2 separate regions of the Homo sapiens genome follow, and region 2 is linked to region 1. Evidence: read pairs that join two places in POLR2A ChIA-PET (ENCODE). Cell type or tissue: Panc1. All regions are shown on one strand. Links, peaks and the distances in the headings refer to the core of each region. The heading gives the core; the rest is flanking DNA.

Evidence for each region. Peaks named below come from ENCODE experiments on the same cell type or tissue, not always from the same donor. Only the 100,000 strongest peaks of a DNase experiment are listed, where the experiment ranks them.
Region 2: POLR2A ChIA-PET joins it to region 1 with 10 read pairs; 3 of 35 experiments call an interaction of 5 or more read pairs at or near these places.

Annotation. Positions count from the first base shown.
Region 1 is chr11:120,958,944-120,966,943 of GRCh38, reverse strand. GRIK4 (glutamate ionotropic receptor kainate type subunit 4) reads right to left here. Exons shown (of 21, transcript NM_014619.5): 17 at 5,870-6,035; 18 at 4,263-4,488. Among named protein-coding and RNA genes, the nearest start is that of TBCEL, 61 kb to the left of the region's middle. In Panc1, for the core only: no CTCF peak of the experiment used is centred there; no DNase peak of the experiment used is centred there; H3K27me3 peaks cover 3,473 bases.
Region 2 is chr11:121,015,070-121,032,309 of GRCh38, reverse strand. TBCEL-TECTA (TBCEL-TECTA readthrough) reads right to left here and starts at 8,208. Exons shown (of 30, transcript NM_001378761.1): 1 at 8,019-8,208. It overlaps TBCEL (tubulin folding cofactor E like), which reads right to left and starts at 8,208. Exons shown (of 9, transcript NM_001363644.2): 1 at 8,019-8,208. RefSeq lists silencers at 7,955-8,224, 8,245-8,394. In Panc1, for the core only: no CTCF peak of the experiment used is centred there; a DNase peak (open chromatin) is centred at 8,339; H3K4me3 peaks cover 1,914 bases; H3K27ac peaks cover 1,880 bases.

The DNA.
Region 1 (8,000 bases), core at 1-8,000:
GACTGGCAGGTCCAGCCCATGGCCAAACACCCCAAGATGGGTCAAGAAACGGCTTTCCAGGCAGTTGTGCCATCCACTTCCCCAGCCGGGCACCATCACTTTCTAAATTAAAAAGATGGTCTATCCAAGTTAAACAACCTGCCCACCGACACACAGGACGCTGGCTGCAAAGCATCCCATCCACCTCCAGGAAGCCAAAGTTTGTGTTTCTGTGACACAAACCTTTTAGTCAGGTGTGTCCAATTTCTACTTTATTTAAATTAATTTCTCACAGCCAGGCACGGTGGCTCACGCCTGTAATCCCAGCACTTTGGGAGGCTGAGATGGGCGGATCACTTGAGGCAAGAAATTCAAGACCAGCCTGGCCAATATGGTGAAACCCCATCTCTACTAAAAATACAAGAATTAGCTGGGTGTGATGGTGCGCACCTGTAGCCCCAGCTGCTCAGGAGGCTGAGACAGAAGAATTGCTTGAACCTGGGAGACGGAGGTGCAGTGAGCTGAGATTGCACCACTACACTCCAGCCTCGGCAACAGAATGTGAGGACTCCGTTTCAAAAATAAATAAATTAATTAATTTCTTAGGCACTTGTAACTCTCACTACATTACACCTGACAACTGTTTATCCAGAGAAGTCACCAATCAATGAGAGAAGAGCCACCCCAGAGTGTGAGAATCAGGTCACCAGGTGTTCCTCACTCTCAGCACTGCCTGCTGAGTGCACGAGAACCCACTGGCCTGTCCATCACCCTGTTTCTCCCAGTCCTCCTTCCCTCCTCAAAAGAAGGTTTTTTTCTGTTCAGTACCATTCTTTTTAATTTTTCTAACGCGATTTTGTCAAGGAGCTTTGGTTCTAGAATTTAGATTTCATTACAAAAACAGGCTTAAGTGAAACCACGGAAAGCTCAATGTCCCAGCACAGGCTGGGACATTATTAAGAAAAAGCTGCCAAGAGGCTGGAAAACAACTAAGCTGCCCAGTTTCCTTGCTCAAACTCCATGAAGGCTGGATGTGGACAGATGCCCCAGAGGAGAAAGGCTACCATGAAGGATCAGGCAGAAGCTTGGAACAAACAGATGAGTGCTTTTCAAATTTTCAAGTGCATTGCAATCACCTGGGGATTTCGCTGAACTGCAGAATCTGATTCAGTAGGCCTGGGGTGGGGCCTGACAGTCTGCATTTCCAACAAGCCCCAAGGTGATGTCCATGCTGCTGGGTCGTGGACCACACTTTAAGAGGCAAGGAACTAGAACATCTCCCAGATCTCTTCCAACTGTGACAGTCCACAGCTCCACAGTAGAACCTTCCCTACTATAGACACAACTATGCTTGGACGCCCAAACCCCAAGCCTGCAGCACTGGATGTGTGTCAGTGATTTGGGCAACCACCAGCAGAGCTTCATGTAGAGTAAGTACTTATTACACATCTTACACATTGTTGGACCCGAACCCCAAGCCTGCAGCACTGAACGTGTGCAAGTGATATGGGCAAACACCAGCAGAGCTTCAAGTACAGTAAGTACTTATTACACATCTGCCGTGAATGGACACATGAACGAGTTGTCTAACAGATGTTGTTAGGTGGTGAGACTAATGAACATTTCAGGTTTAGAGAGAACTGTCTAGCCCAGCAAAGCATTTCAAGCAGTTTCAAGGCATGTTCAACCCAACCTCAGAACACACCAGGGGCCACATGAAAGGCTTATTCTGCTTACTCCTTGGTTACCTACTTAGTTCCTAAGCCACCTGATTAATTTTCCATCTTGTTCCTTGTTCTGTCTCGCTTAATTTTCCTGGGTCTAACCACATTGCTTATTCCATAGTTAGGCTCTTACATTCCACTTAAGAATGATATACATGCTTGTATCTCCTGGGCATACTCCCAGCTGGACCTAAATCCTGACTCATCAATGAACTGTGTAATGTTCTTTCCAGCCTCATGTGGGAAGCTGGGCTAGCTCAGAGTAGACCTTCCCACCTATCCTGTCCTTTCTAGCTGATAGGACCCATTGGCAATATGGTCTGGTAAATGAATTACTGGACTGGAGACAAGCATCCTAGGCTCACACCCAGCTTCTCTACCTATTCTGTGACCTTGGACAAGTAATCTATCTGCTCTGAATCTGAGTTCTGTCCTCTATAGGATGGGAATAACCACATCTATCTTGCAGGGGGGACTATTAAGTGAGAGAACATGTGAAAACAGTGTCATGTCAGATATAGAGCAAATGAATTTCCTTCCATTTTTCCTTGGTTATTGATGAAAATTTCTAGAGTTGTGGTCTATCTTACCCCAACTCTCCATAGTTTTGTTCCATGAAAACTTTGGAAGCATTTGAAATTTAGTTCAAATTGCTAGAGTATCATCAATGTGTGCCTTAAGTTCATTTTGCAGTTCACGCTACCATCTTGAAACAAAATGTCAGCGAGTATATCTCTCAAAGGTGTCCATAATCTGTATTATTAGTGGACACCAATGACATATAATAGCATATAGAGGGTGTGCAGGTTTCTGAGTACCCAGAGTGAAGCCTCCAGTTCACAGTTCACAGAACTCCTAGTGCCATAATTTACAGAGTTCAGAGATGAACCATATTATTACCTATGTTCATTTTCTTTGTTTCTGATCAGAATTTAAGTCATTTGCTTTTGTCAAGTAGTGGTGGCTCACGCCTGTAATCCCAGCACTTTGGGAGGCTGAGGTGGGTGGATCACCTGAGGTCAGGAGTTCAAGACCAGCCTGGCCAACATGGTGAAACCCCGTCTCTACCAAAAATACAAAAATTAGCTGGGTGTGGTAGTGCACGTCTGTAGTCCCAGCTACTCGGGAGGCTGAGGTATGAGAATCACTTGAAGTGGGAGGCGGAGGTTGCAGTGAGCCTAGATAGTGCCACTGCACTCCAGCCTGGGCTACAGAGTGAGGCTCCATCTCAAAAATAAATAAAAATAAATAAATAAATAAATAAATAAATAAAAACATAGGAAACCATGGAAGAAATGAGAAGGACACTAATATACCCCAAGGTAGGCTCAGTGTGAGACACTGAGGTAAGGCACCTAACTAGATTATCAGGTTTAATCCTCCCAACCCCATAATGTAGGTATTAGAAACCTAATTTTATGAATTAGATAACTGAGGCTAAAGAATGCATCTAAGGTACCACAGCCAGTGACCAGAACACATCCCGGGGTCTGCCTGACTCCCAGCCCGTGCTCGTTACACTCCACAGGTGTGAGTGAATCCTGCAATTTACAGAGTTTTGAGCTAAGGTAAAGATCAACAGCAGGGATGTGTACTGTAACTACAAAGATGAGCATACCGTATACCAATTTTCTCCCAGAGTCTGATGGCCTCGATTCCTGCTTCTTCCCCTGTTGCCTTGTACAAGAACACCCTCATACCAGCACAACCCTCTACAGCACGGGCTCTCTATGGTGTGTGTGTGAAGGGGCAAGTGTGCATGTCAGAAGCGGCTGGAGGAACATTCAGATCCCCTTCACAATCACCACAGCAGCTAAACATGTTCTCTCCTCATCTTCTTGGGGAGGTTCTGTTAGCAGGGGAAGGCCCAAAGTCCAAAGTGTGAATGTCCTTTTAAAAAGCACAGCTAGGACACCTTTCTGGAAGCCAAACGTCTCTATCCTCCTATTAATACAACAAGACGGGCTGACAGTCAGCAGGCTGAACACCAGAGCCTTACTGCCCCTTCTCCATGACCCACACCGACCTACCATAGATGGATCAGTGAAATCCACAAATAATTTGAAAGCATTCCATCTAATCATGGCCGTCTCCTTTAGAAGTAAACTTTTCACTGGCAACGCTAACAAATAGCAAAATTAACTGATTCAAATTTTACCATCTCATCCTTCTTCCCACTGCTAGTAGAGATAGCAATCAACAGAGAAATGGCCAAGGAGAAGCAAGCCAGAAAAGGAACAAAAGGCCTAAATACACACCAAAGACATTAACATGCCCTTTAATAATTACTATTAGCCCTTTAAATTAGTCAATTAATCAATCAGTAACTAATCAACTAGCTCTTTAATAATTAAGGATTGAGCACTGGTCGTTGATTAAAGGAAATATGTGTGTTTGCTTTAAAAAAAAAAAAAAAACTTTAGAATGCCCACGTAAAGTCACTGTTAAACTGGTTCTAACAACAGGGGGTACTGGATTCAATGCTGTATTCAGTGGTTTGAGCTACCCTGACCCTGTCTGGACAAAGCTACCCAAAGAGGCTGTTCCTCTCCCGCATACCGACTGGCATGCCAATCCCATAGCCCTTGGTGTCCAGCAGGCCCCCAATCTGAGTGAGGTTGCAGTTTCGCTGCCGATAGTACTCGTTCATGGTGGATTCCAGGAGGAAGGCGTAGTTGGAATTCAACACCCTGGCGATTCCCTCCTCTGTGCTCTTCACGAACACGCTGGGCTGCTTGGAATACATGTAATTCCACATGCGTTGGTAGGTCTGGTAGCGGGAATTCTGGGAAAAGAACAAAAGGAAGCAGGATTGGGAAAAGAGGAAGGAAACGTTGGCTTAAAAAGAGAGGGAATCAAAGTGCACCTTAAGATGCCGGCCCTTCTGCTTCTCCACCCGCTGATCACAGTCAAGAACCTTTTCCCTTTCTGTCTCTCAACACAAGATGTTCACTGTCACTGTGTAATGGCAGAGGAGGGAGTTGTGCCTTTGATACCTTTTATAGAAAGATGAGGAAGCAACAGCGCACTAAGGTCCTGATTTGGTCATTGGTTTTGCCTCATCTACCCTCAAGAGCTCTTCTACTGCCAACCTCCATTTTCCGGTAGAACTGAAATTCTGGCTGGGTACCTTCATTGTCCCTCAATTTGGGGCAGTGAACTTAGGTTCATTTAGGACTAGGTTCATTTAGGACTATACAGAGATACCCTTTGAAGAAGCAGTTTCCTATTTTCCATCCACCCTAAACCAATTGATCAATCACATATCCAATGCTGGCTGCTGTTTTACAAATAATAACAAGTCAGAGAACTCTGGGGGTCTATCCAAACTCTGTGTTTGCATGATGACTTCACTGTTGTCTGTGCCAGTAGGCACGGAGACTTGCCTGGAAAACAGAAAGCTGAAGGCATTGGACTTGTTTCATGGGAAAATGAACTTCTTGGATATTAGGTTGGTTAGACACCTTTTAACCCCAGGGGAAACCTGCTTTCCAAGAGAGCTTGAGGCATATGAAAACCACTATTCCATCTGGTCTGGCTGTCAGTCTTGGCGATCAATCAGTTTGCTTGACAGCGAACACATCGCTGTGGCAGGGCTTTCTCCTGAGCCTTGCAAGGGAAACTCAAAGAAGCCAACAGGGTCCCTATCTGATACCTATCAAGTCTGGAATCAGTGAAGCCAGTTCGTCTTAAGCTGGTGTTCCTCAAACTTCAGTCATTCATGTATGAATCTTGCTCTGTCTAAATACTACCTATACGATTTAAATCACTTTAAAAATGTAAATGTATGCATTAACCCCATTCTATGCAGTAATATAAATAAAACAACAGGTTTGATTCACTGCATATATATACTTTTTTTCTAATGGCCATTAATATAAACATGAAACTATGGCAACTAAAAAACAGTTCCACCACATCAGACCTAAAATCATCTCAAGTACCACCACTCTGGCACCGGCTGATATTAACGCAAAGTTCTTTTGGGACCTCATTCCAGGAGTATTTTGTGGAGCAGCAGATAAATGAGCCCCATGTGGACCTCCAAACTATATGTTCAAAAGAGATAATGAGATGCGGAGAGATGTTTTTATCTCCAGCAGAGAAACATCTCAACTTTATTCTGCCCAATTCCCGATGCTGGTGAGCAACCAAATGGGGTTTACTTGGAAGAAGGTCATGCTGGAGCCTCCGTGAATTGTGCCATATTCAATGGCGGTCTGGTCAGCCAGGTCATCCACTGACTCAATGGGCACATCCATGCGCTGCACGGTCAGGAAGGCTGCCAGGTTGGCCGTGTAGGATGAGATGATGATCAGCGTGAATGCCCACCTATGTAGGAAAAGACGAGGAAGTCATCATTGCCCGGGCACTCCCTGGAGTCTTGGCCCCTGACCCCAGTCCTGCTGTGACATGGGAGAGACCAGGCATCTTTCTTATGAAAGAGCTTTCAGCTTAGTGGGGGAAGAGAAAGGAGGCAGGGCATATGATGTCAACAGAAATGAATCGCGTTTGTGAGCACTGCCTGGAAGAAGACAGTTGATTTGTTTTTCTTATTTCCTAAAGGAGATGATTATTGGGTTATTATTCAAAAGAGGTGTAGTCCATGCACATGAGACAGTTTTGGAGACTGTGAGAAATGAGCTAGTGAATGAGCTGCGGGTGCCAGCTCCAAGGGCTCTGTTCAGAGCTAGAGCAGGAGGGCTTCCTCACCTCCTCGTGCTGAAGCCAACCTTCAAATGTGCATCGCCAGGCAGTGAGCAGCTACCACGAGCTACATCCACTATCTCACTTAATCCCTAGAGCTCACGGAAGCAAAATTCTTATCCCAATTTTACAGGTGAGGAAATTGAGGCTCAGAGAAGTGAAGCAACCTGCCAAGTAACACAGTGATACATTCTTTGTTTTTTTTTGAGACGGAGTCTTGCTCTGTTGCCAGGCTGGAGTGCAGTGGCACAATCTCTGCTCTCTGCAACCTCCACCTCGTGGATTCAAGTGATTCTCCTGCCTCGGCCTCCTGAGTAGCTGAAACTATAGGCATGCACCACCATGCCCAGCAAATTTTTGTATTCTTAGTAGAGACGGGGTTTCACTGTGTTGGCCAGGATGGTCTCTATCTCTTGACCTTGTGATCCACCCGCCTTGGCCTCCCAAAGTGCTGGGATTACAGGCGTGAGCCACCACACCTGGCCGATAAATTCTTTTTTTTTTGGAGACAGGGTCTTGCTCTGTCATCCAGGCTGGAATGCAGTGGCTTAATCAGGGCTCAATGCAACCTAGAACTCCCGGGCTCAAGTGGTCTTCCTGCCTCAGCCTCCCCAGGTACTGGGATTATAGGTGTGAGCCCCTGTGCCAGCTGATAAATTTGTATTTTAAAACCAGTTCTGTAAATTGTAACAACAGAACATCTTTAATAAAGACTACCTGGCGAAAAGCACTTTTGAACTGCTGAAAGGCTGGAATTAGAAAATACTCTTACAATGGTCATGCTATTTCAAATTAGAAGATTGTTTTACTGAGTAGACAGAACTCATTTGAAATTAGAATAATTTTGCAGCTCAGGCAGCATATATGCTAAGTCCATTAAAAACTGTGTGTTCATTTTAGTAGGTTAAACAAGCCTTCTCCCATCTGGTCAACAGTATGGATCTACATCCCAATCCCAAGGGGCTCAAAGATAGATCTAAGCACAGTTTGGGATGGAGAATCACAAATTCTGAATCAGTGGAGCCTGAGTTCATGGGGCTTTATCCATCATAGAGACACTGACGATGAATGCATAGTGATTAACACACAGAACTTGGCAACTTGCCACTGCTGTGTAGATTTTCAAGAGCAGCAGGTCCCATTGCCCCTTTTGCCATTGTGACCAAGAACACTTGCTGGCTGCCTCCCCAGGAGTGAAGCAACAGGGGCATCCTCTGACTCAGTGGGCATGTCTACATGGCAGACCACCATGAGCGAGCTGGGTTTTGGTTCTGGCTGTGTTCCACTGTGAGAATGTGGGGGAAAACCACTCGCCTTCTCTGAGCTCATTTACTTGTCTAATAAATATATGGGGATAATCATGCCTGCTCTGCCTATTGCTGGAGAGTTGTGAGATAAAATGAAGTAATATGTCATGAGTGATCAGCAATCTGTAAAGGACTAGAGGGATGTGAGATATAGAGAAATGTATAGAGAGACCATCAGACTGAATATGGGATGAAAATCACCTGGCTGCCTCCTTCTGCCTTCCCTATCTGTGACCTGTAAGTAGCAGGTATCCCTCCATGCCCAAGGTCTGCTCTCCCTGCT
Region 2 (17,240 bases), core at 3,549-11,548, 62 kb before region 1:
TAAACAACCCTGGGGAAGAAAAATAGACCAATGAAACAGAGAACAGAGCCCAGAAACATGCCCATGTAAATATGGCAGGGAAGCAGCACAGAGATCACTAGAAAAACATTAAGCTATTCAATAATTGGTGCTAGGACAGTGAATAACAATCTGGGAAAAGATGAAATTGAATCCTTACCAAAAAATTCACCTCCACATAAAATATGAAAGCAAACTTTATCTCCTTGAGAAAAAAATAAGTTATTTCTTCTAATAGGAAAAGAACTTTATGATCTTGATTTAGGGAAATATTTCATAAAGAAAACATTTTTAAAATCCATAAAAATAAAGTTAAGCAGCCAAATGAAAACTTGGCCAGTCATGGTGGCTTACATCTGTAATTCCAGGACTTTGGGAGGCCAAGGCAGAAGGATCGCTTGAGCCCAGGAGTTCAGGACCAGCCTGGGCAACATAGCAAGACCCCATCTCCACAAAAAAATCAGTCGGGCATGGTGGCATGTGCCTGTAGTCCCAGATACTTGGGAGGTTGAGGTGGGAGGATCACTTGGGCCCAGGAGGTGAAGGTTGCAGTGAGCAGAGATCATACCACTGCACTCGAGCCTGGCAACAGAGCAAGACCCCGTCTCAAAAAAAAAAAAAAAAAAAAAGAAAGAAAAAAGAAATACTTTCAATCATCAAAAGACATTAAAAACATGAAAAGACAAGCCAAAAACTGGAAAAAAGATACTTGCAACACGTGTAACTAATACAGAGAACTCTTAAAAACAGTAAGAAGGAGGAAGACAACCTAATAGGAAAATGGACAAAAGACATAAACAAGTACTTACTAAAAGATAAAATTAAAATGTTTAACATATGTAAAAGATGCTCACGTTCAATAATTTTCAGAGACAAAAATTAAAATCTCAATGAGATACCATTTTATGCAAATCAGCAAAACTTAAAAACTCTGACAATACCAAGTGTTGGAGAAAATGCAGAAGAACAGAAACTGGCAATGTAGCCAGTGGGAGTATCAACTGGTACAAACACCTTGGAAAATAATTTATTACTGTCTAGTAAAGTTGAAGACGCACATACTCTATGATCTAGCAATTCCACTTCTCAGTATAAACTCTACAGGAACTTGTAGTGTGCACCAGGAAATAAGTAAAAGAATGTCCGTAACAACAGCATTGCTTAAAACTGCAAAAATCCTGGGAGGATTGCGGTGGGGGGGAATGCAGTGTGGAGAAGCCCTTATATCTAAGAACAGGCAATTGGGTAAATTACAATATATTCATAAAATAAAATGTTACACAGCAATGGAAATTAACAATTGGTAGTTCATTATGCCTACTTCCTCATCAACATGAATGGCTTTTGAAAAACAGTGTTGATTTGTTCACACAGGGCAGAAAAATAAAACAATGCTGAATGGGTAAAAAAAAAAAAAAATCACAAGAATATATACAGTATAATTCCATTTATACAAAATTTTAAAACATGGAAATTAGCCATCTTATCATTTAAGGTTGCGTACATATATGGCAAAAACTGTAAAGAAAAGGCAGAGAAAAAAACACAAAATTCAGAATAGTGGTATCCTTAGTGGATAGTATGATCAGGAAGGCAAAAACAGAACTCTGAATTCCCTCTCCAAATCTGCTCCTCTTCCACTCATTCCCATCTTGGAAGTTATATTTGACTTTTCTCTTCTTCTCATACCCCTGTGTAACTAATCAGCAAGACCTATCAATACCACATCCAAAATATCCCAATTTTGCCCAATTTTGTCCATCTCTATTACTTTATTCTTGTTCAAGCCATCATCAACTTCTCACCAGGACCTCTGCATTAGCCTCCGCCCTGGTCCCTCTTGACTCTTATACAAATCATTCTCCACAAAGCAGCCAAGTGATCTTTTCAAAATTTAAGTCAAATCATGTCCTTTACACTCTCCAATGGCTCCCCTTCACATGCAGAATAAAATCCAATCTCTTCATCATGGTCGCCAAGGATTCATTTAATCTGATCACTGCTTACATCTCTAACCTCATTTCCTCCCACTCCTTTCCTGGCCCACTACTCAGCCTCCGTGGTTTTCTATTTCTCAGACTTGCCAAGCTGATTTCCCCCTACAGCCTTTGCATTTGCAGGATTGCCCTTTTCCTGTCTCTTGGCAGAGCTGCTTCATCTCAGTGTTTAAGTCTCAAATTTAAACACAAATGTCACCCTCTCAAAGAGGCTGCTTCTGACCACCCCATCAAAAATAGCACTACTGCCACCATCACTCATAGTCACTTCACCCTCTGTCATTCTTTATAGCACTTATCATAATCCGTTAGTTCAGTGTTTGTTCTCCAGCAGAAGATAGGTCCCACACAAGCAGGGATTTGTCAGTCCAGTTCAGTTTTGTGCAGAGCAGTGCCTGGCATATGATTAAAAAATATTCATTGGATAAATGGAAAAGTGAATTTCATTATCAATAGACATGAAGCAACACCTTCTGACAGTGAAATGAAAATGAAGCTCACCAATGGCAGAATGAGAAGAAAAATTTTGAAAATCACCGGAAACGCATTATTCCAAGAACAGTTTTAAATAACTTTTCACAATAGTACTTGTTATGGATCACATTCCTAAGAATGATTAGTGATTAATCAAAGTTTCACACAGTTTTAAGATCCTGAATTTGGGAAATGGGCTACCTGTTTAAATTTCATTTTTAGAAGAGCACTGTGATTAAAAGCATGGTCTTCAGTTAGTTCTGAGTTCACTTATGACTACTGTGTAATTTGAACAAGTTACTTACCTATCTCTATGCCTGCTTCCTCACTTGTAAAATGAAGCTATTAATAGCCATTTCACAGTTATTGTGAAGACTACATGAAATAAAGTTTTTGAAGCATCTAGTTAAGTACCTGGCATGAAGTAAGTGGTCAATAAACTAGTTATTATTGTGAAAGCTGAGACGTCCAGACAAATGGAGGAGCTGATATGAGTCAAATAAACAAACATCCTCCCCTTTTGGCAGAGGTGGGAATACATGCCAGGATTAAATCGTTTTTCCCTCCAAAAAGACAAATGTACACAAAGGTAATATATAAGAAGCATGGACAAAGGACTTTGAGAACACTGAGGGAGTGACTGTCTTCACTAAGGAGGTCAGTCACATGTAAAACTGAGTTTTACAAGACAGCAGCAGAAATGTACTAGATGAAAAGAAGGGGAAAGCATCTGCACAAACACAAATGAGTGAGAAATGCAAAATAAAGTGAGAAATGTAGTGTAGTTGGTGTAGAGTATAGAGTATATGTGGGAAGACGGCTAGAAAATAAAGAATTGGTAGGGCCAGATGGTAAGGGGCTAAGGTCCACCATTCAAAAGTTTGCACTTTATTCTTCCATCAGTGGGGAGATGAAGGGGAAAAATCCTAACATGCTAATTTGATACCAATTCTTCTAAAGAAGGCGGAAACACCTTTATGACTTTAAACACCACATAGGGCCACAATCTGTTAATGTAAAATAGAAAATATTTTAAGCCTTAGTTCTTAAAACCATATGAGCAATTTGTTTGTTAACAATGACTGATCTGGAACCTCTCTTCATGATGTTTTATTATTACTGCGGTGACCACTGTTGTGCTAGGCATCATCATGACAGCAGATAAAATCTATTGTAAGTTTATTATGTGTTGTGTACTGTGTTGTTTTATATGTATTATCTCACTTAGTTATCACAACACTTTTATAAGGGGTACTATTATCCCATTTTGCAGATCAGAAAACTGAAGCAGAGAGGTTACGGGCCCAGAGCTAGTGACAGAGCCAGGACTCAAATCTAGGCTGACTTCAAGGCCCTAAAATTAAACCAGTTTGCTGAATTATGATATTGCTCAGTTCATTAACATCACTTGCTGAAAAGTTATTTGAGTACCTACTGTAATTTAAAGCATCAGGCTAGGTCAGTGACTTTTAACTTTTACTGTATGGAAGAATCATCCAGACAGCTTGATAAAATGCAGATTCCTAGATTCCACCAGAGATTCTGATTCAGTAAGTCTAGGTCAGAATTCAGGGATCTGCTTTATTTTATTTTATTTTATTTATTTATTTATTTTTTTAAACAGTGCCTCACTCTTCTTGCCCAGGCTGGAGTGCAATGGTGTAATCATAGCTCACTGAAGCCTCAACCTCTGAGGCTCGTGATCCTCTGGCCTCAGCCTCTCAAGTAGCTGGGACTACAGGCATATACCACTATGCCTGGCTAATTTTTTAATTTTTCATAGAGATGGGTCTCCCTACGTTGCCCAGGTTGGCTTTGACTCCTGGATTCAAGCGATCCTCCTACCTCGGCCTCCCAAAGTGCTGGGATTACAGGTGTGAGCCACAATGCCTTGCCGGATCTGCATTTTTAACCATACGTTCAGTCAATTCTGATCTACTTGGTCTATGAACTACGCCCTGGTAGACCCTGTGCTAGATGTCCTAGTTTTTCATGGATATTTGAGCCTCCTGTTCACCACGCATTTATAATCTAAAAGGGATAAAAATAAGGTGCACAAATAATACAAAGCAATATAGCAAAGGCAGTACAGACAACATAAGCAACAAAGACTTCAAAGAAGAGGGGTCATCTGAAATGAAATGAGAGTGAGTAGGATTTCATGAAGAAAGGGAACATTTTATATGCAGACTTTCAGGGATAATTTTACACACAAAGGAAGGTACATGAGCAGAGGCCTTGGCAGGTAGAGGAACTGCATTTAGGAGTGTAATGATGATGCCAGAAAAAAAGTAGAGGAAGTCTGTAGAAGGCCCTAAATATCAAGCTAAACACCATGGGCTTTATTCAGTGCCTGTACTGGAAAGCAGCTAATGGTTTTTGAGGAGGGAAATGAAATAATCATAGCAATATCCTTTGGAAGAGTTCTCTCATGAAGCTATGCAAGCAAAAGACAATGGGAACAGTCCAGTTATTACCATTCTAATTCCAAAGAAGTAAGTCAGAATGGGTAGCATGAAAAAGGGAGGAATAGTAAATCTCAATAACTAATCACGTGTAGGAGAAAGGCAACAATCGCAAATAAGGATTCCTTCACCCTTTAAGCCCAAATTGTATCACTATCAGTTTCACATTACTTCTTATACAGCTAACCAGGCCCAAAATATATAAAGAGTTCACTTATTTAAAACACAGCCCAGGACTAAGTAAACTGGTCTCTAAGTAGCCAACATACATGTCACACAGTTCACACACTAAGAAAAGGAAAAAAAAGTATTATATAACAAATATAAATATCTGATTTTCAAAACCATAGTAGTTTGGAGGCAAAAATTAGAAGGAGAAAAGAGCCTGCTACAGGTGGACAGGCTTAAGAGTCTAAGGATCAGAGAAGAAACAAAAACTATTAAAAAGCACACACAATCACTCAGGGTCACTTCTCCGTAACTGTTTATTGACAAGTACATATGATTCCCAGAAAAATGAAATAAATAAGAATCTTCCTTAATGTTCCAGGCACCTACAAAACAAAATCTTCTTTAAACATTCATTAAAGCTAAATATTTTAAAACAAATATTTCCCTGATTAAGAGGTCATTTTTAAAGGATGGCTGATATATGCCAGCATAACGCCTCTATCAGTACCTAATAAATAATTAAAGGCAAGAAAGATTTATAACACACAAAGTTCAAAGATGATAGAATGTTTTCGTAAAGCATTTGATCAAGAATGTGGCCCCACTGATGAAGTTTTAACTTGGGTACTTCTGTCCTGATGACCGTGTCTTTGAATTCTATGTTACAAATAATACGAACTCATCCTCAAAAAAAGAAACGCTATTAAACTGGTCTTAAATACATACCCTGTGTACCTACTGAAATTAGACAACATCCTTTGACACTCAATGTCCTGCAGCAATAGGCTATGTAACAACTTTTCAAAGGACTTTAACATTACAACATTTAACATTACATGAAGGACTCTCACTTTGTTCACCAACAGTCATTAATGTTTATTATGAATTAATACTATTTTTCTAAGGACCCCACCTAAAATTTTTGTAAGGGGAATTAAGATGTTAACTGATTGAAAGTTATACTTAGGTTTATGATTAAGTTTATATACCAAAGCCGTAGACTGTAAGGCTTTTAAATATGTCTATGGCTTTGGTATATATTTTATCGTGTATTTTTCATATATTTTTCATCATGTAGCAAAAAGTATATCATAATAATTACTGCAGTAAGAAGAATTTGGGATGTTTTTAAATAGCAGAAAAGAAAATCAGTGTATCTTCACAACATTGGAACAGTAAAATAAAATTTCTTTAACTATGTTGTGATAAAGCAACTAAGTGGAACTAGGCCTCTCATATTTCTCAGACACAGCAAAGGATAAAGGAAACTAAAACACACACGCATACAAAAAATTTCATCAATCAAATGATCAGGCAACATCAAGATATTAAAGATCAAGATTATGGTCCTTCAGAAAACACAGGTCAAATATGCTACGTGGTATAAACATCTAAACCGAAGCAATCAATTGCACCTAGCTGCCCTCCTCCCTCTCCCCCGGCCAAAATAAAATAAAAAAAAAAAAAATCCATCTCCTTAGAATCATCCCTGCTCTTTAGAAGCTTACAGAATGAGGACACTGATTGACACCAAATAAATGTGCTTCAGAAACAGTGTTTTTCAAACTGCAAGTTGTGACCCACAAATCATCAATTTAGTAAATGTCAGCCAGCATTTTTTTTAATGCAAGAGGGTGGAATATAATAGAAATTAGCAGAACATATCACATATAATAAGGGTAAATACTGCTTTGTGAAAGTTTCCCTTCATACCTACGTATGTACTAGATCTGAATGTAAGACATACTTATTACTGTGGGGCATAATTTTTTTTTTTTTAAGTTTGAAAGCTACCACCCTAGAGATCTGGGTCTAATGCATCTCAGGACCCAAAGAGTGAATGTTTTCCTTAGTCCTCAGCACCTATTCATACTCTTTGCTCAAGATAGACTACTGGAAACGTAAGAGCTCCACAGCAGCATGACATGAACAAGGGACAAGCCCCAGCTCAGCCTGTATTTGGACTTGAAAGCATTACCAACTTCTCTCAACAGCCCTAGGCGTTGCCTACAAGCTCTTTGTAGCCTAGCAACCTTCACAGTAGAGCTCCTCCTTTCTCCACTGACTGTATACAGTTCAACACTTCCAACCAACTTTCCTCAACTACAACTTCTGGAATCACTGTGTCCCAAGAAAAGACTATTAAATCTCCTCTCTTCACCAATTCCCAGAATGTCTTCCTACTAGCGGACCTAGAACTCAACAGAGAAGCTCCACACAGATCCTTACTTCCCCCAAGATCCCACGACAAGGCACCCGCCTGTCAGTCCAACACCCTCGTTCTCAGTCTCCCAACCTTGGGGCAAATCTTTTCTCCCAAAAGCCCTTATTCAATTACCACATCCACATCCTTTTATCAGCCCCTGGTAAGAGCAGGCCTAATGTCCCAAGGGCCTAGACATGCCCGTCCTTCCCCCAGCAAACCTCCCTGGGGACATGTCCTCTTTTCTGGGATTCAGTAGTTCAGAGACAAGTTTCCTATTTCCCCAGCAGTCCCAGACACGTCTCCCTCTTCTAACAGCTGGGAGGCATCTACCCATCCCCCACGCTGGGGCAAGGTGAGACGCCTAGATTCTCCCAGGAACCCGGGCAGGCTCCCCAACACGCCCTCCTCCAACCCGGGACCAGTCCCCCAGCCCAGCCCAGCCCAGCCCAGCCCAAGACCCTCCCAGCTCCGCCATAGCCCAGGCCAGGCAGGCCCCATCCTCCCTCTAGCCCCAGGGCAGGTCTCCCATCCCCACAGCTGCTCGAGACAGGCCCCATGTGGCTTTCACCCTTCCCCGAGTGTCCTATCCCAGCACCCTGCAGGAGCGACCCTCCGCGCCTCGGCTCCAGAGGGGAACGCCTCGGGCCTCGAGAGCCCGGCAGAGCCAGCGGGCCCGGCTCCACTCACCCCTCAGCCCGGGAGGCGGGGGAGCTACTGCGGCGGCTCCTCTGGCTGCGCCTCTCCTCCCCCCTCCCGGCCACCGCTGTCGCCGCCGCTCAGCCTCGGGCCTGGTCCCGGCCAGCCCCGGCCCGGCGCCGCTTCACCTAGTCCCCCACTCTGGCCGCCGGAGCCCAGTGTCCTGCATTGACCCGGAAGCAGCTTTCCCGGCCCAACAACAACACGTGACCCCGCCGCACGTGTCACGTCCGCTGCGTGAATGGGAGGGGGCGCCGGAGGAGCGGGTCCTCCCCAACCGCGCTGGGGTTGCCATGGCGACGGGGATGGCTGCACTGGCTTAGGCTTTACCACAAACACCTCATCTGCTCTTTCTCGTGCCCACCCATTGAGTGGACAATCCCCAGGGGCAGAACAGGAGTACACATTGTCATATCAGAGGACAATAGGGGCTGCAGAAAAGAGCATTGGGCTGAACCTTTCCAGAAACACTTGGAATCTTGGCCTGGCTCTGTTACTGATTTGCTGTGTGACCTTGACCAAGTCTCTTCCTATCTCTGGCTTCAGTGTCCTCAACCATAAAATGAGGGAACTATACTAGATGAGCCCTCAGGGTATGGTGGCAGTCTGACCTTTCTTCTGTGCCCCCTTCACAAGTGGCATCCCGAGCTTCCAACACCAATGTAGTAACAGCAGCTTTCATTTATTGAGCACTTTCTAGGTACAGGCACTGCGCATGTGCTATTTTTAATTTTTACAGCCCTCCAAAGAGATGGTATTTATAGAATTGAAAACAAGTTCAGAGTGCTTAAGTGATCTGCCCAAGACCACCCAGTTAGTAAATGTGACCAGGGTGAGATTTGAATCCAGGTCAGGCTGGCACCAGGGTCCATGCACTTCACTTTATGCCACGCTATTGCTCCAACTCCATGCATAGTATTACTATATCTGACTGTTGAGCTGTGATTGCTTATGTACTCCTTCGTCCATTTCTTTTGCAGAAACATACATGGAATAGGCGTGGTGCTGGCTCAACCCCAAGTGAATTCAGCCTTGTATGGGAATGTCCCCTGAAGTGCTAGGAGATGAAGATGTCTTTGTGCATAAAGTGTATGTGCTTCTGTGTGGTGTGTGCCAGAAAAGACGTGGGGGATGTAATGTGCATGTGCATGTCTGCATTGGTTTCTAGAAGGGGGAAACAAAATTATTTAGGACAGACCCAATAGCACCTTACCATCATCAGTTCCTGGAGACTTATTTTTGTCATTCTGTTTTGTTTTCTCATATCCCATAGGTAGGGTTAGACAGGGTAGAGAGGAAAAAAAAAAGCCAGAAGGTCATGGGTAAAGAAACTGCTCTGAGTATAAAGGGGATGATTAGCCAAGAATTGTATCTTAGGTTGCTCAGGAAGGGGCTTTACTCCCCCTTCCACAGAGAACAGAGTGCCTTTCTTGGCAATTTAAGAATTACTGGCTTTCAGAGCACTGAGATCATTAGCATTGTGTCCGGAATTGGTGGGTTCTTGGTCTCACTGACTTCAAGAATGAAGCCGCGGACCCTCGCGGTGAATGCTACAGCTCTTAAGGTGGCGCGTCTGGAGTTTCTTCCTTCTGATGTTCGGATGCGTCCGGAGTTTCTTCCTTCTGGTGGGTTAGTGGTCTCGCTGGCTCCGGAGTGAAGCTGCAGACCTTCGCGGTGAGTGTTACAGCTCATAAAAGCAGTGTGGACCCAAAGAGTGAGCAGTACTAAGATTTATTGAAAAGAGCAAAAGAACAAAGCTTCCACAGTGTGGAAAGGGACCCGAGCGGGTTGCCACTGCTGGCTCGGGCAGCCTGCTTTTATTCTCTTATCTGGCCCCACCCGCATCCTGCTGATTGGTAGAGCCGAGTGGTCTGTTTTGACAGGGCGCTGATTGGTGCATTTACAATCCCTGAGCTAGACAAAAGGTTCTCCACCTCCCCACCAGATTAGCTAGATACAGAGTGTCCACACAAAGGTTCTCCAAGTCCCCACCAGAGTAGCTAGATACAGAGTGTCCATTGGTGCATTCACAAATCCTGAGCTAGACACAGGGTGCTGATTGGTGTGTTTGCAAACCTTGAGCTAGATACAGAGTGCCGATTGGTGTATTTACAATCCCTGAGCTAGACATAAAAGTTGTACACGTCCCTACCAGACTCAAGAGCCCAACTGGCTTCACCCAGTGGATCCCGCACCGGGGCTGCAGGTGGAGCTGCCTGCCAGTCCCGCGCCGTGCGCCCGCACTCCTCAGCCCTTGGGTGGTGGAAGTGACTGGGCGCCGTGGAGCAGGGGGCGGCGCTCATCGGGGAGGCTCGGGTCGCACGGGAGCCCATGGAGGGGGTGGGAGGCTCAGGCACGGCGGGCTGCAGGTCCCGAGCCCTGCCCCGCGGGAAGGCAGCTAAGGCCCGGTGAGAACTCGAGCGCAGCGCCGGTGGGCTGGCACTGCCGGGGGACCCAGTACACCCTCTGCAGCCGCTGGCCCGGGTGCTAAGCCCCTCATTGCCAGGGGCCGGCAGGGTCGGCCGGCTGCTCCGAGTGCGCGGCCCGCCAAGCCCACGCCCACCCGGAACTCCAGCTGGCCCGCAAGCGCCGCGTGCAGCCCCAGTTCCAGCTCGCGCCTCTCCCTCCACACCTCCCTGCAAGCTGAGGGAGCCGGCTCCGGCCTTGGCCAGCCCAGAAAGGGGCTCCCACAGTGCAGCGGTGGGCTGAAGGGCTCCTCAAGTGCCGCCAAAGTGGGAGCCCAGGCAGAGGAGGCGCCAAGAGCGAGCGAGGGCTGTGAGGACTGCCAGCACGCTGTCACCACTGCCAGCACGCTGTCACCTCTCAGCATGGCCACAGTCAAAAGTAGCCTCAGTGGTGAGGACCATGAGAAGAGCGGAGTAAAATGTACAAGGTGGATGCTGCATGGATACTCTGTTGACAGACTTACTTCTGAGCTCAGGTACCTTTGGGGACACCCAGAAACGCTTAAGAGGCTAGTTGCCCTGTGAGCAACTAGGAAAAAAGCAAGAAATATGGGTCATTACTGTTAACAAATACTATGTGCAACGTATATAAATACATATATGAGTATTGTATGTGGCTGGGTGTGGTCGATTATACACTTCTTTGTATCTCTGAGATATCCTCCAGTCATTTTTCTGCTTCTTTTCCCATCTTTCCCCTTATAGATGAAACTTCTAAAGACAAGATCAATGTCTCTACCCACCTCCCATCTTTCTCCCCAAGACAGCCAGAATTATCTTTCTAAAACTTACATCTGTAATCTCAGCACTTTGGGAGGCTAAGGCAGATGGATCAAGAGGTCAGGAGTTTGAGACCAGCCTGGACAATATGGTGAAAGCCCGTCTCTACTAAAAATGCAAAAATTAGCTGGGTGTGGTGGTGCAAGCCTGTAATCCCAGCTACTCGGGAGGCTGAGGCAGGAGAATCGCTTGAACCCAGGAGGCGGAGGTTGCAGTGAGCCGAGGTTGTGCCACTGCACTCCAGCCTGGGTGACAGAGCGAGACTCTGTATCAAAAAAACAAACAAACAAACAAACAAAAACACATATGTGATTGTGTTATTCTCTGGAACTTAAAACCCTTTCAGGATTCTCTGTGGGTCTCAAGATAACGTCTATTATTATTAATGTACTTCTCAAAATTTTTCCAGATCTGGACCCTGCTGACTTTTCCAGCCTCATTTATCACTGCTATTTGCTCTTCTGTATCTGCTCTGTTCAATCTGGTCGCCACTAGCCACATGTGGCTATTTAAATTGAAATTAATTAAAATTAAGTTAAATTCGAGTTTCATTTCCTCAGTCACTTGACACTAGTTACATTTCAAGTGCTCAATCACCATATGTGGCTAGTGGCTATCATATTGGACCGGGCAGATACAGAATATTTTCATCATCACAGAAAGTTCTATTGAACTGCACTGCTCTATACTCACAAACCTTCCTGTATGATATATTCTATAGGAATTCCCTCCACAAAGCCATTTACTTCAAATGTTCTTCTTTCACTTCCTTGAGACAGAAAATTATACATAATAGCTTATTTCCTTGTTGTTTCTTTGGCGAGCATGTAAGCCTCAATGAAGGCAGGAGTAGGTCTATCATGTTCACTATTGATTCCGCATTATTTCTAAAGGGCTATCATATAGGAAAAGGAGAGAATGGACGTTGAACTAAACTGAGAGAAAATAACAGGCAGATTTGTGGCCATTTTATTAGATATTATTATTATTAATTATCATTTTAGACAGGGGCTCTCTCTGTCGCCCAGGCTGGAGTGCACTGGCACAATCATAGCTCACTGCAGTCTCAAACTCCTGGGCTAAAGTGATCCCTGCTTCTCAAGTCTCCCAAGTAGCTGTGACTACAGGTTTGTGCCACCATGCCTCCCTAACTTTTTTTTTCTTTCTAGAGATGGGATGTCACCATGTTGCCCAGGCTGGTCTTGAGCTCCTGGCCTCAAGCGATCCTTCCACCTTGACCTTCCAAAGTGCTGGGATTACAGGCATGAGTCACCAAGCCCAGCCAAAAAAATATTCATAATTCGATCACTTTGACTTACAAAGGGCAATTTCATACAGTGCAACCTAATAATAAGGAAGAACTTCGGGAGAATTGGAGCTGCTTTAGTCAGTTCTAGTTAATTCTCTGCCATTGGAATAGGTTGAGCAAAGGCAGAATCTGTTAAAACAATATGTGAACAATTCCTGGATCAGAAGATTCGAAGTCTTCTAAGATTCTCAGTCTATGTTTCTCCTACTGGATCTTTAATTCAGAGTCGAATATGCCATAACAAAAATCATAGCTACTTTCTAAGGTTTTACTATGCCAGACGCTGCTTGAGACATTTTATGTAGATTACTGTTTTTCCCTCAGTCTTCACAATGATCTTATGAAGTATGCTTAATGCTATCAGATTTACCAACTAAGACTGAGGTTGTCATACACCCAGCAACATACAACTAGTAAAAGGCAGAGTCCATATTCACATTAGGTCAGTCTGAAATCAGCATTTTAGTTCACAATGACCCTGTATTATGAGATATAGTTCTGTCATGAAGTTTCAGCCAGATATTTATTTGCATGTCATTTTAATTTAACAATTGCTTATTTTGTAAGAGTTTTGTTCCTTGTACTTAGCTAGGTGGTTTGGGGAAAACAAAGACAAATAAGGCATGGTCTCTACAATGTAATTGGAATGGTAACAGTGATACATGGCAACTTACGGGATGTTATTTTTTAAAAGGAGATAAGGGAATTATCTTCACAGCTGAAGGCTCTTCCCAAGTAGACAAGAGGATAAGGACATAATTATATGAGAATTTAATGTGAACAACAGCAGTGCACAGATGGGAACACAGGGGAAGGGAAAAGCAGCTGCTTCACTTGAAAGAATAATGGCTGGTTTGGTGACTGTGTCTTTAATACCATTCCTGGTTTTTCCACTAACCAGCTCTGCCTCTTAGACTGTTTCTGCCTGGAGCATTATCTACCAAATAACAGAGATTGGATAAACTATCATGGCAAACCACCTGAAATTATATATATTGTGTATATTACACATGTATGCATTTTTAAAAGGAAGTGTCCCAGATTTCATCAGATGCATGCACACACACACACACACACACACAAATTCTAAGTCAAAAAAATGTAGAATGGATGACCCCTTTAAATTTTGCAATTCTCAGATTCTATATTTTATTTTTGTCAACATTATTGACATATTTGTCAGGAGCTGTACTGTCATGCCAAGCCTAGTGACCAAGCAAAGGACAAAGATTTTTAAAATTTTAAACTGGGGAGTCATACCTAGAATTATTTAGAAAGAATCAGTATTTCCTTACTGGGCAGAATATGGTCTTTAAAAAACAACTCTTAATTTGTTTTTTTGCAATTTGCAATAGACCAGCCACAAAAAGCTTAATTTTCAAGAAGACCTTACATTAATTAAAATCACTTGCAACAAATTGCTAGAAGTCTCACTAACCTCTCATAATTTTTTTATTGTGAAGAATAACATACAGAAAAGTGCACATAGTGTACATAAATGCACAGCTCAATGAGTTCTCACAGGTAAGCATGTAACAACCTCCCATTTAAGTCATAGAACATTGCCAATTTCCCAAAGACTTCCCCCAGTACCTACACTCACAATTCTCCCCAAGTTAATTAACTGCTATTCTGACTTCTAATAGTGTAGCTTATTTTTCCCCATTTTTAAATAAATGAAATCAAACGAGATGATTTCTTTCACTTAATATTATGAGAGTCATCTATTTTGGTCCATGTAGCTATAGTTTATTCACTTTTGTTGCTACATGTATCTTATATTATAGTAACACTCTATTTATTTATCCATTCCACCACTGGACATTTGTGTTGTCTCCAGGTTTTGGTTATTATGCATAACACTGCTATGAACATTCTTGTGCTTGTCATTTAGGGCACATATAAACATTTCTGTTGGGAATATACCCAAGAGTAAAATTGGTAAATCCTAGCTTTAGATCAGCGTTGTCCAAAAGAAATATAGTACAAGTCAAGTCAGATATGTAGTTTAACTTTTTCTAGTGGCCACATTAAAAATATTTTTTAAAGTTAAATTAATATTAATCATGTATTTTATTAACCCAGTATATCCAAAATGTTATTTAGATATTTTGTTATTGTTTTCATATTAAATTCTCAAAATTCCATGTATAATCTACACTTAGAGCAATTTAGTCTAGCCACATTTCAAATGTTCCAGAACCAAAGGTGATTACTAACTACCATATTACCATATCTGCTATTATTTGGTTTCATTTACTGTTATTTTTCTAATTTTCTTATTTTCTAAAAAGTCTTTAAAGCGGTACATCTCTAAGTACAGCATTAGTTGTGAGTCACAGTTTTGATATGTACATTTTCATTATCATTCCACTTTAAACATTTTCTGATTTTTTTTAATTCATTGATGTGATGGATAACATTAATTGAGTTTTTAGTATTGAATCAGGCTTGCAAACCTGAAATATATCCCATTTGGTGTAGTATATAATTCTTTCTGTACATTGTTGGATTTGATTTTCTAATATTTTGTTGATGACTTTTGCATATATGTTCATGAGAGATATTGCTCTATGGTTTTCTTTTCTTGTAATGTCCTTGTGTTGTTTTGGTATTAGGGTAATGCTGGCCTCATAAAATGAGGTAGAAAGTACTCACCTGTTTCTATTGTCTTAAAAGATTATAGATAATTGGTGTAATTTCTTCCTTAAACATTTGGTGGAATTCATCAATGGACCCATGCTGGCTTAGGTGCTTTATGTTTTAGAAGGATATTAATTATTGATTTAATTTGTTTAAGAGATATAGGCCTATGCAGATTGTCTTCTTCTTGTATGAGCTTTGGTTGATTGTGTCTTTCAAGAAATCGTTCCATTTTTTTCTAGCTTATCAAATTTATGGGCACAGAGTTGTTCATAATATTCATTTACTATCCTTTTCATGTCTTTGGGATCTGTAGTGATGTTTCTCTTTCATTTCTGATATTAGTAATTTGTGTCTTCTCTCTTTTTGTCTTAGCCTGGCTAGAGGCTTATTGATTTTATTAATCTTTTCAAAGAACCATCTTTTGAGTTTATTGATTTATCTCTACCGATTTGTTTCAGATTTCATTGATTTCTGCTCTAATTTTTATTTATTTCTTTAGTTTGGATTTAACTTGCCCTTATTTTTCTAGTTCCCTAATATGAAAGCTTAGATTATTGATTTTATATGTTTCTTACTTTCTAATATATGCATTCAAGTTTCTAAATTTTTCTCTAGGCACTACTTTTGCTACACCCTACAAATTTGGACGTTGTATTTTCATTTTCATTTAGTTCAAAATATTTTCACTTGTGATTTCTTCTTTGGCTCATGAATTAGTTAGAAATATAGTTAATTCCTATAATTTTATGTTACTTCAACATCCATTTAAATATAAATTTAGCTTTCTCATACCAGATATCAGAAGCAGGACATAGTCACCTTTGACACACTTTCCAGTTGTCCACTTCCTTACAGTTCCTTAATGCAGTGTATCCAGTTATCTGCCTTATACAACCACCTCCCTATGGAATGGTTAGATACAACCTACTTCACTCACCCCTCTGATCCCCTTAACCCCCAAGGACTGCGCAGATATGCCACAGTAGCCCCTCTCAGTCACAGTGTGACCCCATGGAACTCTTGCCAACTTGCTTTAAACCCATCAGTTAGAACGCCTTGTGGGAAAACCTGCTTGGGTAATGACCCCAATAAAGACCATGGCCCACAGGTCCCTCTCTCTCTCTCTCTAGCTCCCCATCCACCAGTTGAGCATATATGTCCCAGATGGCTTTCTCCTTCCTGTTGGTTGAGGATACATTCTTTGTGAATGTTTAAAATAATTTGTGTTTTACAGTTGTTAAGTTCAGTGTTCTATATAAGCAATTAGATCACTTCTGTTAATTATGTGGTTCAATTTATATCCTTATTGATATTTTGTTATAAATTGATTTTGTAACAATTGTTACAAGCAGATTGATTACTTGTATCAGTTACTGAGAGAGGTGTGTTAAAATGTCTTACTAAGTCTATGGATGAATCTTTTTTTCCTTATAGTTCTGATAGCTTTTGATTTATGTTTTGGTGGTATAATACTAAAAACTGTATTAAATTAAAATTGTATTCTCTGTCTGGTAAATTGAACTTCCTCTCATTATGTATATCCCACTTATCTCCAGTAATATTTTAACAATAGCCTTAAAGACTATTTTGCCTAATATTAATCAGCTTTCTTGTGGTAAATCTTCTATCCTTTTATTTCTATAACCTTATATTTTAGATGTATCTGTCATAAATAGCATAGTGTTATTGGTTTGTTGCTGTTGTTGTTTTTTCTTTTCTTTTTTTTTTTTTTTTTTGAGATGGAGTCTCTGTCGCCAGGCTGGAGGGCAGTGGCGTGATCTCGGCTCACTGCAACCTTCGCCTCCTGAGTTCAAGTGATTCTTCTGCTTTAGCCTCCCAAGTAGCTGGGATCACAGGTGCATGCTGCCAAGCCCAGCTAATTTTTGTATTTTTAGTAGAGACAGGGTTTCACCATTTCCACCAGGATGGTCTTGATCTCTTGACCTTGTGATCTGCCCGCCTTGGCCTCCCAAAGTGCTGGGATTACAGGCATGAGCCACTGCGCCTAGCCCG